2 separate regions of the Homo sapiens genome follow, and region 2 is linked to region 1. Evidence: chromatin contacts called from ENCODE Hi-C data. All regions are on one chromosome and are shown on one strand. The core of a region is the stretch at or near the end of the contact, and the rest is flanking DNA. Distances in the headings are between cores, read along the strand shown. Region 1 overlaps LINC02192 (long intergenic non-protein coding RNA 2192). Region 2 overlaps LINC02133 (long intergenic non-protein coding RNA 2133).

Region 1 (5,267 bases), core at 2,262-4,761:
CCTATGTCAACCTCACCTACCACCCAGCATTGATCATAGCCCTGCCCTCGCCACCCCCCACCACAGGCATGCCTCAGCCCTCAGTGAACCCCTTAGCAGCAGCACGTGCAGCACCATTAAAACACACCCCAGGTGCCGTTCTAAACACAGCTTGTCTTAACCGGTTGGCACTCCTGTGATTTTTAGAGATGAGGAAACTGGGCAGGGCATGGTGGTTCACAACTATAATCCTAGCATTTGGGGAGGTCCAGGAAGGAGGATCACTTCAGGCCAGGAGTTTGAGACCAGCCTGGGCAACACAGCAAGACCCTACCTCTCCAAAAAAAAGTGTTTAATGAAAAAAATGTATTTTCAGAGGTGAGGAAACTGAGCACAAGAAGAATAAATAAGTTTTGAGCAGCCAAGCTGGAATTTCAGTATAGATCGTCCAACCCCAGAGCCTAAACCTCTCAGAGCATTTCATGGCCATCAACTTAGATGCCAAGAAAGGAAGATGGGGTGAGGAGATGCGGCAACACCAAGGCAAACTTGATGTGAGGTGTAGCAAGAGGAGATAGTTTTCTTTCTGTTAGGAGGAGGCTGTCTGCAGCAAACACTGCTCTGTGTCTCGTGGGAAACCCCACAGGCTGCCCAAAGCCCTCACAGATGCCCGGTCCCATTCAGGCCTGACTCGTCCCATTGAGTCAGAAGGGTCTGGTGCCTCTGACACGATGCATCAACTGGGGCATTCATGAAAATGAAAAAGGAGCCAAGCCCGGCCCTTTTCCCCTATCAAAGGAGAGCAGCAGAGATCTGAAAAACGGGGTGATTAACTCCACCAGACACTCGAGTTGCCATGGATACTACCGACCAGCATGACATCTCTTCTGCCCCTTGGTTCTGAGGCTGCCTGTGCTCTTCAGCCCTGGCAGACAGAGTTTTTCTCCTCACTTCCCCAAAACTGGTTCTAAAAGCACAAAAGGCATTTGAGGACTCAGAGCAGGGGAGAGCTCACTCCATCCCATGTCATCTTTTTCAAAACTACATTTTTCCGTCTCTGTTGCACGTCATGTTAGCTGTATTCATGCTAATGGGAGATTGTGTGTGTGAGAACAGCTGTTCTAGAAAGTATGTATCTACTCTACGACTTAAGATTAAATGCCTTGGAGGTCTGGAGAGAACTAAGAGGCAAATTAAAGAGTTTTGTGGGTTTTTTTTTGGCAGGGGGCGGGGGTGCAGGGGAACAGGGTCTCACTCTGTCGCCCCGGCTGGAGTGCAGTGGCGTGATCATAGCTCCCTGCAGCCTCCAACTCCTGAGCTCAAGTGATTTTCCCACAGGCACAAGCAACTGTGCTGAGGTCCATGAACCCTTGTGTCTGTGAATATGTCTATTATAATGATTGTCACTGGTGATCTTGACAGCTATATTAAAATTACTGTTATCGGTAAAATGAAACCTAAACTTTGCCACTAAAGTGAAGTGCCCATATAAGTCCAATCCAAGGACAGTGACTGATCTTTGTGTCCAGACTCAAGCTCTTACAAAAAACTGCCAGTCACTAACATTCTCAATAAACACTCATCAGATAATCATATTTGAGAGCTGTTTTTAACTTTTCAAATACTCATCTCATTTGAGCTTTACAACTAATGAAATCAACAGTAAGTAACAACTGTCTAACCCAGGCCAAAATCAGTAATATGAATTATAATCATTTTTAAATGCTACAATGGGAACATATTTGAAATGCACAATCCAAGGTAGATTAATGGAAGAACAGAGGGATGACAGGTGGAGATGTATGTGAACAAGAAAATACAGCAGAATGTCAATAGTAGAATGCCTAGGTTGGACAAATTTCAAAGGTTCTTTCATTCCCCCAAATTCTATGTTTTTATATTGATTTTCTAAGTATTTTTCAGATACTCTAAAATGAAGATAAGTTAACATTGGTCAGCTAAGATCAATTTAAGGTTAATCTCTGCAGCAACTCAGAACTGATCCGAAATTTATCAGTCAGGGGCTAGTGTATGCTGTGGTAGCAAACATCACTAAAATCTTGGGGCTTAAAACTACAGAGGTTTATCTCTTGCTTACACGATATAGGAACCACAGATGAGCTGGGGGCTTTGTGCCTGCATCGCCATTGACACTGTCCTCTTTGTTGTTCTCTTCCAGGGCCCAGTGAACAGAGCCCCTGGACATTGCCGGAAGGAAAGGAGAAAGCCCAGCAAAGCACACAACGTATCAGGCTTTTCATGTGTCATTGGGTGAAAGGGAGTCACATGGGCCAAGGAGGGGAAGCAGGTGTCATCAGAGCAGTTCCACAGCCCTCTAGGCACAGTAACAGGCATGCTTTCTGTCCTTCTCTCCTTTTAGATTGTAAGCTACCCAAAGTCCATCTCCATGGGTTTTTTTCCTTATGTGCAAACTACCATATGACAGGTGTGCCTGACAATAACTCAGGTATAGCTGAGAATGATCCTGTAGTCCAAGAATGTTGGTTCTGAGCTCTGAACTAAGGAATCTGGGAGCTGCCAACCCAGAGGTTTACTCCTTATCTATGGAGCATAGGTGAACCCCTGGCCCATTTCTTGGAACAGCATGTGCGGGGAACCAAGGCCCTTTGTTTTGAGCTAGGTGGAGGTGGCCAGGTAGAGGTCGCCAGGAAGAGGTGGCCAGGTGGAGGTTGCTAAGCAAAGATTGCTATATTAACTGGGTGCTTTTTAGAAACCATAGTGGTTACCCCATTCATCCAGCCACTCCTGGACTCCCTGTACGTTTAAGTTGCCCAATAAAACTTATGTCTTGCTCGCTGTCTCTGGGTCTTTTCTTCAGCCTCTCAGACACGGTGCCCTCCCTGGGCTTGGACTCAGTGGGGGTACTACTCCACTACTACAATGCCCAAAAAATGCCCACCTCTCTTTCTGACACTCAGTAAACATCTGCCATTGGCAATGATTGAGCTTCTAACATCTTTACCCTATGAGGAAAAGCAGCTCTTTTCTATGTATGATACCCTTACTTTGCTGGCTCAAGGATGGTGTTCAGGGTGGGTCTTAGAACCTGTGGCACAAAAGCCTGTTGTTGTTTTCTTTGCCTGGTAGAGATTTGAGGCTCAGCAGTAGGAGGGTCTCTCTTTCTGGAGGCTCTCAACCTGATGCTTTGTTATTGTGTCTCTGCAGCAGGGAGCAGGGAAATGGGGAATCACTTAAGGACCCTGGGGCTCCGGTGGAATTTCTGCAAGAGAGAGGAGATAATAAAGACTCAATGGGGTGGGACAATTGGGAGGGAGGTAGCTATTAGCAGTCTGAATAAAAGGGAAAAGGGGGCTTTAAAGCAACCCTAAGGCTTGTTTTTGAGAAAAAGATCTCATCTCCTCATTCCTGTGGCTCCCTAACCCCCTGTGTGCCTCCCCTCCACAGATGTCTTTGAGTCTCTGTCTTGCAGTGATGTACGAGGCCAAGCTCCCTCCCCATAGGCCATCGAGCCAGATGATTCATGCTGAACAATCTAGTACATTCTAACACAGCCTTCTGTGAAAGGCAGCTTGGCTCCAAAGCTGCAAAATACAAAGCCTTTCACAGCAACAGCCAAACAGGTAAATAAATGAATCAATACTCAAGCACTCAGCACATTCACGCATATTTACTATGGGAACACGCTGGACCAGGCCCAATACCTGGGCTCCTAACTGTGCTAGTCAATATCACTTGTCAATTAAAACCTAAAGGAGTTTTATCACTCCCCCTGACACCCCAGACTCCTGGCTCATAAAATGGATTTCAAGTCAGTGTAAATAGCTTGCTTTGCCCAGCAGCTGTGTTCCTGAAAAGTTTCTTGTAAATCAAATCATCTTTTAAAATGCATGAAACTTTCTGCTTAAAAGGAACCCTGTGATTAATCCTTTTGTAAGGCAAAACATCTTCCTGTAATATAAAAAATACTACTACCACCTCCCCCCATCTGGCTCTTCCTCCCCTTGCCACCTCCTGGTTACCACCTGCCCACCTCCACTCCATTCCATAGGTCAGCTTTAGGTGCAAATACCATTTTTAAAGAGGATTCACATTTTTGTGACTTGGAAGCAAACCAAGACCCATCTTTTTAACATGTATCTTACAAATATCCTGGTTGAAAAGCCTGCAGAATATACATCACTTGTTTGCAGATACCACAATACACAATCACCAGAAATGCTGATGAGCTTGGCTATGAAAGGAATGAGCTGATGCTCTCTAAGAGGATGGCTTATCATCCCTTACTCAAAACAAAATCGAAGGCAGCATCTTGGAAGGCAGGTGGAGACACGATTAAGGACGCCTTTACTTCCCCTCCCCAGCTCACGCCACTGCTTCCTGCTAGTGAAGATTGAAAAGAAGAATGAATCATGGAAAATACCATTCTCCAAATGTCATTGGGAACATCAGTCTATACTTCTGCCTAAAAATGAGACTAAAGACTAGCCCCATGTTTCTCCTTCTTCCAACATTTCAGATTTTTGCCATGCCTGTGAGCCACCTGTAGCATTACTTACTCGGTTTTAGTTAAATTGACTTCTTCTTACTTAGCCTCATGAGAACTGAGGGCCAAGGAAGAGCTTTCCCCTTGACCCTCTGAAGTTCTGCTGAAAAATCAACTCACAAAAGGCAGACAAATGTGTGTAATATGTATACACAGGAACCTTGAGAATGATGATGTAATTCCCTGGTTAGGTTCCAAAGCTTGCATAGCATCTCGAGGTTATAGAAATAATGCATGCTCAGAGCATGGCCCAAAACAGGTTAGGTTGGTAGATCAAGTTTAGTGCCAAGGCAGGTTATGAGAAGGGGAGAGGAAGGGGCCTGGCTACCAAAGGGGGTCTCATTATGTAGAGTAAGCCTCTTGGGTGGCAGCCCTAAAGAGAACATATGGTAAATGTCCCTTTTCTGACATTTAAAGGGTCAGACTCTCAATCTCCCATAGATCCAGGAAAGGCCTAGAAACGGAAGGCCTGGCTGCATCCATGGAGATTCTCTACAGATGCAAATTTCCCCCACAAAAGACAGCTTTGCAAGCCACTTCTGTCTGTTGGCTCTGTGGCAGCCATTTCAAAATATGTCAAATAAATAGATTTTGGAGTAAAATATCTTTATTTCCTTCAAGAAGCAATGAGATCCATGAAATTGCAGGTTTCAGATGTAGTTATATCTTTTCTAGAACACGTTAATGTGAGCTTATAACTGAAACCACCTTTGGAAAAATTATAACAGTGAGAAAATTATGACAATGAATGAGATCTGATCTA
Region 2 (5,044 bases), core at 200-2,699, 57 kb before region 1:
TTAAATCCAGACCACTCTCCTTCTCCACTACCCTGTGCCATGCAGCCCCCGGGCAGCTGCCGTGATGGAGCATCCCACCCAGGCTGAGAGCCCCACGACTCCAGCGTTCTCACCGGTGCTTGGCGAGGCCCTGGTGCTTAATGGAGGTCCCAGGCCTGGGGCATGCCGCAAATGGGCTTCAAAGAGAGCATCACGGGTCTTCTCAGCACCGCGCTCACCGGAGACAGCAAATTACAAGCTGAAAATTCACTACGTTTGTGAAAACCCTGAATTTATTTAGACAAAAGCAGATGGATAATCTTGTTACATTTCAGCACACCACACTTTATTCAGAGGAAATGAAACAACGCATTACGCGTTCCTTTCTTTCCATCTGCTCTCCCTTCCCTAAGTTCAGGTTTATTATTAATAAAATGAACTTATCCTGCCTCCCTTTCCATTCCATTAGCCTTTACTCCTAATTAAGTTTTGCTCACGTTGTCCTTTTCAGTGTCTCAGCAACTCTTTTTTCAACATAGCTATTTTCCCCCAGACCTCAAATCATTTCTACAGATGAACTGCTGCCACCAGGAATATAAAATGTCTTTATCAAATTATAATTTTTCTCAAATGTTAAGAAATTATCTAGGCCCTTCTGTTCCTCCAAAGCAGGTCTGACTTGAAGGACAGATTCTGCAGAGGATTAGAATCAACTCTTGACTTGAATTTTTGGGAGGAGGAGGCAGGAGTCATCTTCCTCTGATTCCAAGCAGCTTGACCTTGGTTAGTTCACTATTAGCCGGATTATTCACTTTCCCACTGCCCTCCATCCACCACTGGTTTGTTTATTTCCTTTCCCAAAACAAATGTAATGAATGGGTACAGAAAGTGTCTCGAGAAAAACCCACTCTAAAATTAGCTGGGCATGGTGGTGAGCGCCTTTAATCCCAGCTACTCAGGAAGCTGAAGCAGGAAAATCACTTGAACCTGGGAGGTGGTGGTTGCAGTGAGCCGAAATCGCACCACTGCACTCCAGCCTGGGCAACAGAGCTAGACTCTGCCAAAAAAGAAAAAAAAAAAAAGAAAAAAGAAAAACCCACTCAAAAAAAAAAAATGCCAAGGGTGGTGGTGGCTCACACCTGTAATCCCAGGTGCGAGGCTGAGGCAGGAAGATCGCTTGAGCCTAGGAGTTCAAGGCCAGCCTGGGCAATATAGTGAGACCCCCATCTCTAGAAATAAATAAATAAATAAAAGAAACAAATGAAAAGCCCAAGCCTCAGAGACAGTAAAGACAGAAAATATGATTGTCAAAAAAGTGCTGAGATGGATTCAGTGAGTCAAAGACAAGTCACCAGCCCTCCCTAAACTCCAGTCCACGTTCAAACAGGTTGGAATTTGTAGCATTTCTGTTCATAACCACGGCAGCTGGGAAAGCAGATTGTGCATGTGGCATTGTTGTCAACTTCTCTGGCCTGAGGAGTCTGAGTGTAGCTACTGCAATCTCTACCCCAGGCATTTTCCAGACCCCTTGGCACTCTGGTCATTTTCCAGACCCCAGGCAGGCATGACTCAATGCCACTGTCCCTCAGGCCAACATTCCTTTAGGTCATGTATGTGCCTGCCTGGGAGAGGGAATTCTTCCTGGGGTTCGAAAGAGTGTGCTCTGGAATCTTGACTCTTGCAGTCAAATCCCAGCTCTGCCTCCACCTACCAGGGCAGACTTGATCCAGTGAATTTGTGCCTCTGTTTCCTCACCTGTAAAACAGGGCTAAAGATCCAAACCTACTTCATGGAATTACTGCAAAGATTGATGTGAGAAAGTCTGACAAGCACTCAGCACAGGGCCTGGCACATGAGTGTGCAGAAAATATTGACTGTCGTTACTAATGGCAACTGTTGAGACTCTGATACGATTCAGGGAAAACTTCAGGTGTCCTGATTTGACCCCAGCTCATGACGGCATACTTACTTCTGCACCCTAAGATCTAGGAAAGCCACATACAACTCAAGCCACAGTAGCTTACACCAGATATTAAGGAGATCGAAATGTCTCTCGGGTCAGTTCCATAGTCCACTCAACTGAGGAACCGTCATGCTGATGGAGGTTTTCAGGTAAATTTGAGTATTATCATGATTCTTCTCCTGGACACCAAACAAACCACAAAGGAAGTTACTCTTGACTACCTTACTTCAACCCTCCTGGAGTTTATTCATGTTTTCAGTTAGAATTTCTTTCCTGTGGCATTGCATTGCTAATAACGCCAGGTGAGACTGGTGTTAAGCATGGGTCAAGGAAGTCTGCTATTGGTGTTTCGAAAATCAGCAAGTAAAATCCATCCACTGCCCTCCACAATGCTAGGACCCAGATCACAGGGAAGCTGACCTGGCCTCTGGCCTTTCACTCTAATTGACTGTGGGCTTCCCCATGGCTGACCTCTGAAATCACCAAGCTATGGCAACTCGGACACTGAAGCCCTGATTAACGAGCTTTTCTGGAGCGCTTTACCTGTTACCTGTTTTGTACCTTGAGCAAGACACCTCTCTGACCAGGTGCTGTCCTTCCTCAAAGCAGGGGTGGAGCAAGCTGCTCAGGTCAGCCCCTGAGGCTGATACTGCACTCTCAATGAATGGCAGAGTCACTCCTGCCTTTTTCACAGCCTTTGAAAGGTTCTGGAATGAACCCACATAAACTACTGCTTGCAGAACGGATGGGCGAGTTCTTTACGACTCTGCTCCTGGGCTCTTAGTAAGCACACATTTTCCCAAACTTAAATCTTCTAAATTGGAGTTGCCACCTTTAAAGGGTAAGCTGACCCAATGTCCTTGCTGGTCAAAGAAATTTTTTGCAAATGCAGAAAAATACTTAACACTTTCCTTTTCAGACACAGGATGAAAGAGGGCACAAATAGGTCAGAATATTGGCTTAAATCAAATTGTGGGAGCCGTTTGAATTTACTTTTATAGATAGAAAAACTGGAAAACGTCAGTCCCTCCTACTTCCTCCTTCTGCCTATGTCTCTCACTCAGCCATTACATGGATGTGCTCTGGGGCCTCAGAATCTTCCAGGCAGACTGCCCTCCCCACTAAGCAGGCATGATCTGGACACACTGAAGCAGAAAGGCATGCCCCTTCATAAAAGTCTGCCCCCAGTGCAGTGATTAAGGCAGGACAAAATGTCACCGCAGTGTTCCACCAGCACCTATGCCTCTCTGTCCCTAGGCTGTGCACCCACCCAGGCCAGCCGCATCACTTAGGTAACAGCAAATGTGAGCATCGCTGGTTGCTGTGGGAGGTAGAAAGACAGTGAAAGAATACCTCTGACCTGGAAGACTGTGCTGTCTTGGAGGGATCCAGGGTATAGTCCTAGAGAAACAACTTTAGGGCACTAAAGGCAAATAACATAAAATCTAGGGCTCTGGAGCCAGAGTCCCTGAGTTCAAATCCTGTCTGCATAATTGTATGAGCTTAGAGAAACTGCATTCCTTCCCTGTCCCTAAAACCTCATAGGGTAGTTATAAGGAAAATTCTGAATATGAAAAGTATTCAGTACAGTCTTGATTTTTAAAACTCTTATTGAAAAACTCAACCATCTCACATTACTGCCTGCCAACAGCTTTCGCTCCCAGAAGGAAGAAGACCCAACCTCCCTTCATAGGACTGCACAACCTCCCCCTGCCACCTCTGTGGTCTTAGTTCCCCAACTCTCACCCTTGCTCACTCAGCCTCAGTCACGCTGGACTTCTTCTGCTCAAACACACAGGCCTTCCTCCCACGGCAGCACCACCACTCTGTCGGCATCTCCATCCTGAGTGCTCTCATCGCCTCCCCAAGCCCCTCACCACTACCGCTCTTCTCTCGGCTTATTCCCTAACTCTATTCAATGCCGTCTTTTCCGTGACCACTTTTTCTAGAATAAGAATGTACCTTGCTTGCTGGTTTGGACGTGGAGAAAGGGAAACCCTTGTCCACTGTTGGTGGGAATGTAAATCAATATAGCCACTACAGGAAACAGTGTGGAGATTTCTAAAAAAAAAAAAAGCTAAAAACAGAACTACCATACAATCCTACAGTCCTACCACTGTGTATCTATCCAAAGGAAAAAGAATTCAGCGTATTAAAGGGATACCTGCACTCACTTATTTATTTACTTTTTACTTTTTATTGATTTAATTATACTTTAAGTTCTAGGGTACATGTGCACAACGTGCAGGTTTGATACATAGGTATACATGTGCCATGTTGGTTTGCTGCACCCATCAACTCATAATTTACATTAGGTATTTCTTCTAATGCCATCCCTCCCCCAACACCCACCCCCTAGCAGGCACCAGTGTGTGATGTTCCCCGTCCTGTGTCTAAGTGATCTCATTGTTCAGTTCCCACCTATGAGTAAGAACATGCAGTGTTCGGTTTTCTGTCCTTGCGATAGTTTGCTCAGAATGATGGTTTCCAGCTTCATCCATGTCCCTACAAAGAACATGAACTCATCTGTTTTTATGGCTGCATAGTATTCCATGGTGTATATGTGCCACATTTTCTTAATCCAGTCTATCATTATTGGACATTTGGGTTGTTTCCAAGTCTTTGCTATTGTGAATAGTGCCGCAATAAACATACATATGCATGTGTCTTTATAGTAACATGATTTGTAATTCTTTGGGTATATACCCAGTAATGGGATGGCTGGGTCAAATGGTATTTCTAGTTCTAGATCCCTGAGGAATCGCCACACCAACTTCCACAATGGTTGAACTAGTTTACAGTCCCACCAACAGTGTAAAAGTGTTCCTATTTCTCCGCATCCTCTCCAGCATCTGTTGTTTCCTGACTTAATGATTGCCATTCTAACTGCCACAATGAGATGGCATATCATTGTGGTTTTGATTTGCATTTCTCTGATGACCAGTGATGATGAGCATTTTTTCATGTGTATGTTGGCTGCATAGATGTCTTCTTTTGAGAAGTGTCTGTTCATATCCTTTGTCCACTTTTTGATGGGGTTGTTTTTTTTCTTGTAAATTTGTTTGAGTTCTTTGTAGATTCTGGATATTAGCCCTTTGTCAG

The links. Hi-C counts contacts between places; a loop is a spot of excess contacts on that map.
Region 2: a map of mammary epithelial cell shows a loop between it and region 1 (2.4-fold over the local background). The contact joins two enhancer-like sites. A Hi-C loop is called at or near these places in 2 of 168 maps with a recorded cell type or tissue (heart left ventricle and mammary epithelial cell).

The regions. Positions count from the first base shown.
Region 1 is chr16:47,846,840-47,852,106 of GRCh38, reverse strand. It overlaps LINC02192 (long intergenic non-protein coding RNA 2192), which reads left to right. Exons shown (of 2, transcript NR_110649.1): 2 at 2,159-2,793. Among named protein-coding and RNA genes, the nearest start is that of LINC02133, 9.1 kb to the left of the region's middle. RefSeq lists an enhancer at 2,912-3,604. Within about 2 kb of position 3,511, at least 3 of the 41 ENCODE cell types and tissues checked have a DNase peak (open chromatin) inside an H3K27ac peak, as active enhancers do; they include mammary epithelial cell, where a contact is called at or near this core.
Region 2 is chr16:47,902,361-47,907,404 of GRCh38, reverse strand. It overlaps LINC02133 (long intergenic non-protein coding RNA 2133), which reads right to left. Exons shown (of 6, transcript NR_110650.1): 5 at 114-266. Among named protein-coding and RNA genes, the nearest start is that of LINC02192, 18 kb to the right of the region's middle. RefSeq lists an enhancer at 2,978-3,479. Within about 2 kb of position 1,449, at least 2 of the 41 ENCODE cell types and tissues checked have a DNase peak (open chromatin) inside an H3K27ac peak, as active enhancers do; they include mammary epithelial cell, where a contact is called at or near this core.